Linked DNA regions of Homo sapiens: region 1 is linked to region 2. The links are chromatin contacts, found by Hi-C or POLR2A ChIA-PET in ENCODE. All regions are on one chromosome and are shown on one strand. The core of a region is the stretch at or near the end of the contact, and the rest is flanking DNA. Distances in the headings are between cores, read along the strand shown.

Region 1 (3,565 bases), core at 1,028-3,527, 57 kb after region 2:
TGCAACCAAGTTAGGATCTCCCTCTCTCTCATCAATAATAAAGCCAGGAAGTTGGATTTGAAGCATTGTTTGTCCTTGTGGTCCTTGGAAGAACTCCCGGTCTTTAAATTGACAGTGCAGCTGTTGATCAAAATTATTCAGAAAATTAATATATTCTTAATTTTCTGTCAGACAAGTTGATTGTAGACTTATGAAATACTTATGTCTAAGTAAAAACAATGCCTATAGTTTCTGTAAGAAACTAACAAAAATAATTTGGATGTAGAATGAAAAGCTCAACCTCATTTCAACTCTGTACTAGATGACAGAAGTGCCCTGTGATGACCAAATGCTCGGGCAATGTAGGGTGACTGCCGCCAATGAGCCAAAATACAATCACATGCATCAGAGTCAGAGGCTGGCTCCTCAAAACAAGCCAGCTTTTCTGGTTAGAGATGGACATAGGATGTTGGCGGCATCTATCAACACCCAGATGATATGAGAAAGGGTGACATTTGTAGCCATATACCTTTCAGAAACAAACTAAATCTGCATTTATCCTTAAGAAAAAGAGAAAGGCATACAATAGGATTATGGTGCATGAGAAAGAGCAGCTGAACTAGTCAGATCTGGCTTCTAGTAGATACTTTAACCTCGGGCAAGCCCCACAAGCACTGTGAATATGAATGAGGACCCTCACCTGCAAAATTAGAGAACAGGCTTGGTGGTGTCCACATGCCTGTTCTCATGTAACTCATGTAACTCAATGGTCCAAACGTCTTTCATTTATGAAATAAGTATTTTAGATTTAAATGATGTAAATGTGGGTGGGGACCTATCCTATCCACTGTTGTATCTTAATGTCCACCACACATTTAGTTCATAATATGATATTGATGCTTAAAAAAATCCTTAAAATTAGGCTTTGATGAAAATCTTCACACATCTAGCAACAGCTAAGACAAGACAAAATTTAGGTCATGAAATGCTAAGCAATTCAAGACAGAAAATAGTGTTTTGTTCAAGTTCCATAATGCAATCTGATACTGCTGAAATTGAACTTGCTGTTAAATAGAAACATTTTTTTTTAAAAATCCTAAGGTAGATTTTTTGTGGTTGTTAAATAATTCAGGGACTACTTCAAGTTTACTAGAAACGCCCCAATACACAAGTATCTGATTAGACTGAAACCACCTATAAATTACAATCTCAAAATAATTTTTACTCCAATAATTTTTACTCAAAAAAATTTACTCAAAGTTTTACTCAAAATAATTGTGTGCTATCTTATCTTGACTTGTCAATCTTGATGGTGTGCATGGCCAATTTAGAGTTACACTGGACTTGTGTAATAGTTAACACTGTATCAACAGTTAGTTAGCACAATCTGTGATGCTTTTCTTTTTTTGGAAAAACCTATGGCAGATGCATCCGGAGACAAATTTTTCAATAGGCTCCTCACGGCAATGGAGGATGCCAAGTATCACATACAGAAGTAAAGGCAGTAGCTGCAAAGCATGTTCTCTAACATATTCATAACAGTGTACTATACCTTTCCTAGAGGCTTCCTTAGAAAGCAAAGTTTTTTTTTTAATCCATGAATAAATGACCAAGAGATTATAAAGAATGCTGTGTTTTGGAGGTGAGATGTGACAATGTCAATAAATGTGGAAGGTAAATTTCCCAACTTTTCCATACAGGCTTTTCTATTGTACTATAAATAAGCCTTATCTCTATATTTGTCCTTTAGGAACTCCGTTTCTAAAACAAGAGTTATCTCGGGAATCCCCTCTGTTGATTAGATAAAAATGACCTGACAGAAACAATTCTTAGGCATCTTTAAAAAATTATTTTAAAAGTCTAATATATTCTTAAGTGTTCACATTTGTACAACAGAAACAACTTTTTAATAGAACGTATTACTCTTGAAATGGTTGTTAAATTTGGCCAAAGCTCTTAAAAGGAATTTTGTAGCATCCTACACTCTGAATTCCGCAACTCAGTTTAATCTTCAGACACCCACTTGTGCCAGGGTCAGTGAAACAGAAAATTCTATCTATCAAAAACAGAGTTTACCGTTTAAAATGAGCACCCTCTTTGATATCATTTATTAAAAGCTACTTATGTCCCATACAAACTGCTATATTTGGCATTTATTGAAACTACCAATAAACTCCAATATCATTCTGATTTAGAAAACTTCAACATTTCTGGTATGTGGAAGAGTTCCAAACAGTTTGACCTTGCAATGTCAATGCTCTGTGAACGACAGCAGTGGCTTCTAGGGGAGCTGCTGAGCAGCTGTCATGTTTCCCAACAGAACAGGGTGCAACATTCTTCTGCTCACCATGTTTATTTAATGGCACACTCTAACTCTCAGGGCATGCAGTCTGCTGAAAACATCAACCATTATCATTGATCGCTCTGTACCCTTCACTATACAGTTTAAAAATTTTAAACCTATTTTACTCTCTTAACAATAAACACATGAAACACATTATTTTATTCTATTTGGGTCAAATTAATTTTATTATGCTCCATGATGAATTGCCACCAGTGCAACATCCTATTCACTATACATTTCAAAAAAAGAATTCACATACTAAACAAAATTTCAGTTGTCTGAAAATGAAATGATTGAAAGTCTTTATGAATCTCATACATACAATATGTGGCTAGCTGAAATTGTCTATCACGTAGCATTTAGATATAAAAAGCCTCATGCTAGTTTGTTAAATGCAAAGGCTACCAGACGACCATTTAGCTGGAGAATATACGGAAGGCTTTCAGACAACGCACAGGTATAGTGCTGCTCACAGTGCAGGATGGTAGAGGACTGAAACATGCAACCTTACACCTTACTTGGTAAAGCAGATTTAGTCTTCATGCCTGGACTGAACTCCACAGCTGCTGTGTTTCAACCAACAGTAATTTAGACTTTTTGTAACAACAACCAATGTCTTTTTCTTCTTTAAGAAAAAAAGAATAAATTAATTACCTTTGGCAAATTATATATCCATTTTACATGTTTAAAATTGTGCTTTGAACTCGAAGAATGGGTACTCTCTGCTGAGAGAAGTTCCTGATAAATATATATTATACCAAAGTCAGCTGGAAAATCTAGAATTTCTTGGCCACAAGTTAAGAGAGATCTTAAATTGGCATTACCCTGAAGACATTTCTAGGAAATTTAAAATGTTTTTTATATTGTCAAAAAGAAAAAATTTTTTCAATTAACATTACTTAAAATAATTATAATGTTCCATTTAACTTTTGTACAAACTCCTGATTTTATTGGTTAGTAGTTGTCCAGCCTCATCTGCACCAGATTGACTGAGCTCAAGCCACAATAAAAATGATAGTAAGTAGAAAAAGGTTTCTAGCAGCAGAGGGCACTGTTGTTGCAAGAAACAAAAAGTCTAGAATCTTTCCCATGTGCTTAAATTACTCTTGCAAGAAAGATAACATTCTTTGAATAACTTAAGTATTTTACTGCACCACTTACTGCTTTCAGCAACAAAACCTTTTAAATTATTTCTTATGATAACTAGATGCATGATCACTAGAGATTATGTAATAAATGGTT
Region 2 (3,649 bases), core at 977-3,476:
GTTTAGCTTACTTGATGTTTGCTCTGCAATAACACCAGCTAGCATGAGGTAATTCACTGTAATTAGAGCTGCCAGTGACAGTTGGGCAATTCAGAGAGAGGCATTTGTCAACAGGTTCTACTTTAGACAAGGAGAGGGAGAAAAACGGGCATCTCCTGCAGGGATGGCTTGCCTGCTCCCAAATGAAGTAGGCAAAGTTCGTCTTCATCCTCCCATTACCACATTGGGAGCTGCTTTCCTTGCCTTGGCTTTAGATCCTTTCTGCGTTCTGCCTCCTGGTTACCCCAGAATGTTCCATGTGGCCTCATATCTTCTTCTACGTTTCCCAGTACAGGCCCAGACTTTGAGTCTCTCTTTAAATAGAAGGCAGCATAGGCTTCTTCTCTAGGCCATAAACTCTACGAGTGAGATCCAAATCTGTCTCTTCTTCCTGTTGTCCACAGTGCATAACACAGAGCCTTTAGTGGAGCTAGCCGTATTAACTGAATAGGAAATGAGTGAGTGAATGAATGAATGAGTGAATGTAACTGTGTACATCTCCATTTGTAGGGGCAGCACTCATCCTAATCTGTATTTTAATAAGATTTTACTTAAAAGGAAAAAAAAGTTACATTTTTAGAAGTGTATACATCTAAATGGGGACAATCTCTTAATAATCCAAAAGGGGAAAACCTTGTAACAGTATAATTTCAGCCATTAGAGATGAGCAGAGAGGGAGAGGGACAACTGATTTGGTGAACCTCCTTAATTGTACTACATTAACGGTCACTTACTTCACTCACTGGGAACAGTTGGCCTATGTAGATTCTAAACAATCTAATTGATAATCACCCATTAAAAATGTAAGAAAGAGGGCCGGGCGTGGTAGCTCACACCTGTAATCCAAGCACTTTAGGAGGCCAAGGCGGGCAGATCACGAGGTCAGGAGTTTGAGACCAGCCTGACCAACACGGTGAAACCCTGTCTCTACTAAAAATACAAAAATTAGCCAGACTTGGTGGTATGCGCCTGTAATTCCAGCTACTCAGGAGGCTGAGGCAGGAGAATTGCTTGAACCCAGGAGGTGGAGGTTGCAGTGAGCTGAGATTGTGCCATCGCACTCCAGCCTGAGCGACAGAGCGAGACTCTGTCTCAAAAAAAAAAAAAGAAAAGAAAAGAAGAAAGAAAGAATGGAAGGAAGGAAGGAAGGAAGAAAGAAAGAAAAGAAAGAAAGAAAGAAAGAAAGAAAGAAAGAAAGAAAGAAAGAAAGAAAGAAAGAAAGAAAGAGAAAGGAAAGAAAATACATATATAAGAAAGAGAAGTTCATTCAATACTTGCTGCTATCTTTTGCGGCAAGGGGAAAAAACCCTGTTTCTATAGGGGAAACCTGATGAACATGATTTACATATGAGGTTCCTGGGTCCTAGGAGTGATATAATAATAATAGCCAGTTACTGAGCTCCTGTTATGTACTAGGTACTACACTGAGAATTTTACATACATTATTTAATTTGTACAACCCAACAACAAGTGTTATTTCCATTTTGTTGGTGAAGAAATTAAAATTTGGAAAGAGGGCACACAGCATCCTATCCTAGTGATACGTGTTATTTTCTGTGAAACTCTTACCCCTCCTCCAGGTCTTAAAGAAAAGGTAGTGTCATCTTGTAAACTTATATTTCACAAATATAAACTTGGGTATGAGAAACAGAAGGGATATGAGAAATACATTATTTTCCTTGTAGAAAAAAAGTTACTAGCTAGTATCTATTTCAATATTAAATTTAGTAATTAGTTTAATACCACCTAAGGTATTTGTGTTAATATACTTACTGTTGTTTTTAACAATCATTTTCAAGCTGTGAAAAAGGGCTCCTATGACATGGTGTCGACTCTGATCAAACATAACACTAGCCTAGACCAGCCCTGTGTCAAGCGATGGTCAGCAATGCATGAAGCAGCCAAGCAAGGCCGAAAAGATATCGTAGCTCTGCTGCTGAAACATGGAGGCAATGTCCACCTGAGAGATGGATTTGGAGTCACACCACTAGGCGTCGCTGCCGAGTATGGTCACTGTGACGTGTTAGAACATCTAATCCACAAAGGTATGTGAAAAGGAGTTACACTTCCTGACTTTTGTCCTGCCTCTCGAACTCTCCTTTTCTCCATTCATCACTCTTCCTCACCTGAATGTAACTAGGGGAGCTCCTCTTCCTCTGCTGAATGGAACTTGGCATCAGGTTTTCCCACCTGGTCCCTCAGTAGACCCTTATTCTACAACTCAGCTAAGCCCTATACATTGTGACCTACGAATTTACAAGCCCAGTCCTGATTGCTCTCTCGAGAGACAGTTCAATCTGCACATAGATGGCCCATCAGGGCCTCATGCTCATCTTCTCCTTAACTGAATTCCTCCTGTTTTTCTACTCTTCTAATGTAATAATTTCTCTCAACAGGATTGAAAGATCGTATTTATCTCTAATTCCTCCATCACCTGCTTTCCTAAATCCAATCAGTTGCAAATTCTTGTAGCGTTTCTCTTGTCCTCTCATTGCAATCCATCTGCCATCCTGATCAGGTCCCTCAATTCTCCCTGGACCAGTGCAAATAGTTTCTAACCATTTTCTGGGTTTCTAGTCTCCCATCAGAGAATCACAGTACATACTGCAACTTGGCTCCTCTCCCTATAGGGCAGCTACAATAGTGTCAACTATCCAAAAAACAATCCCTATTGCATCATCTCAAATTGTTTTACCACGTTTATCCCTCACTGCTCCCATCTTGTATCCTACACTCCAGTCAAAATATACTAGCAGTATTCCCAAACGTACCTTGCAGGGTTTGGGTCAGGTCCTTGCCTTTATCTCTTCAGCACAATTCAAAGTCAATCTCTTGAGACACCTCCTCCCTAAATCCTTTCCTAATTCTTTCCAACAGATTGTGACACTGCCCTTTCTTAAACCCTCCAGGTGTTTTATACAACTACAGAACCATGAGTTAAGGAGACCTGACTCCTAAACTGGTTGAGCCACTACTCACTGTGAGACCCTAGCCTTATTCCTTAAATATCTGGTCCTCAGCGTCCTCATCTGCAAATGACCTCTAGAACCGCATGATCCCCAGTGATTCCCTGTAGGAAAAAGACTAACATTTTTGAGGTGTCCCAATACAACCACGTTTAATTTTCAAATAAGCCCTGTGAAGTAAGCTGTATTAATCATTCACAGATGTGGAGATGGAGGTGCACGGAAGTAAACGGCTTGCCCCCAGCTCTCACCATAAGCAGCAGAGCCACAGTCCCCTACATCATGTCTCCTTGTCTTAATGTCAGTGTCACTGGAATATCATACAGTTTGTGCTGTCTGATATTTTGTTTCATTTCCCCTCTAAGCTCCTTAGAGTAGTCACACTTATTCTTCTTAGGGTCACACACACTGATTGCACATAGAGGGCAATAAAGTATTTGTTAATACTTTATTAACTGTAAGTATTTGTTAAGTTAAAATAGAGGGGGCCGGGCACCATGGCTCATGCCTGTAATCCCAGCATTTTGGAAGGCCAAGGTGGGTAGATTACTTAAGGCCTAGAGTTCAAGACCAGCCTGGCCAACATGGCGAAACCCTGTGGTGGCACATGCCTGCAATCCCAGCTACTCAGGAGACTGAGGCAG

Evidence for each region. A loop is a pair of places that touch in the nucleus more often than their neighbours do. ChIA-PET counts read pairs that join two places held with the same protein, here RNA polymerase II (POLR2A). Pooled maps may share reads with other maps.
Region 1: a loop to region 2 is called in a pooled map, with 2.2 times the contacts of the local background. The contact joins the enhancer-like site here to the promoter of ASB15-AS1 in region 2. A Hi-C loop is called at or near these places in 25 of 168 maps with a recorded cell type or tissue (Caco-2, Calu3, HepG2 and 15 more) and 14 of 50 pooled maps. POLR2A ChIA-PET finds 5 or more read pairs at or near these places in 3 of 52 experiments (MCF 10A and WTC11).

Annotation. Positions count from the first base shown.
Region 1 is chr7:123,679,459-123,683,023 of GRCh38, forward strand. WASL (WASP like actin nucleation promoting factor) reads right to left here. Exons shown (of 11, transcript NM_003941.4): 11 at 2,485-3,565. Among named protein-coding and RNA genes, the nearest start is that of LMOD2, 25 kb to the left of the region's middle. Within about 2 kb of position 2,278, at least 3 of the 41 ENCODE cell types and tissues checked have a DNase peak (open chromatin) inside an H3K27ac peak, as active enhancers do.
Region 2 is chr7:123,622,731-123,626,379 of GRCh38, forward strand. It overlaps ASB15-AS1 (ASB15 antisense RNA 1), which reads right to left and starts at 2,227. Exons shown (of 5, transcript NR_111922.1): 1 at 2,166-2,227; 2 at 244-430. ASB15 (ankyrin repeat and SOCS box containing 15) reads left to right here. Exons shown (of 12, transcript NM_001290258.2): 8 at 1,839-2,084.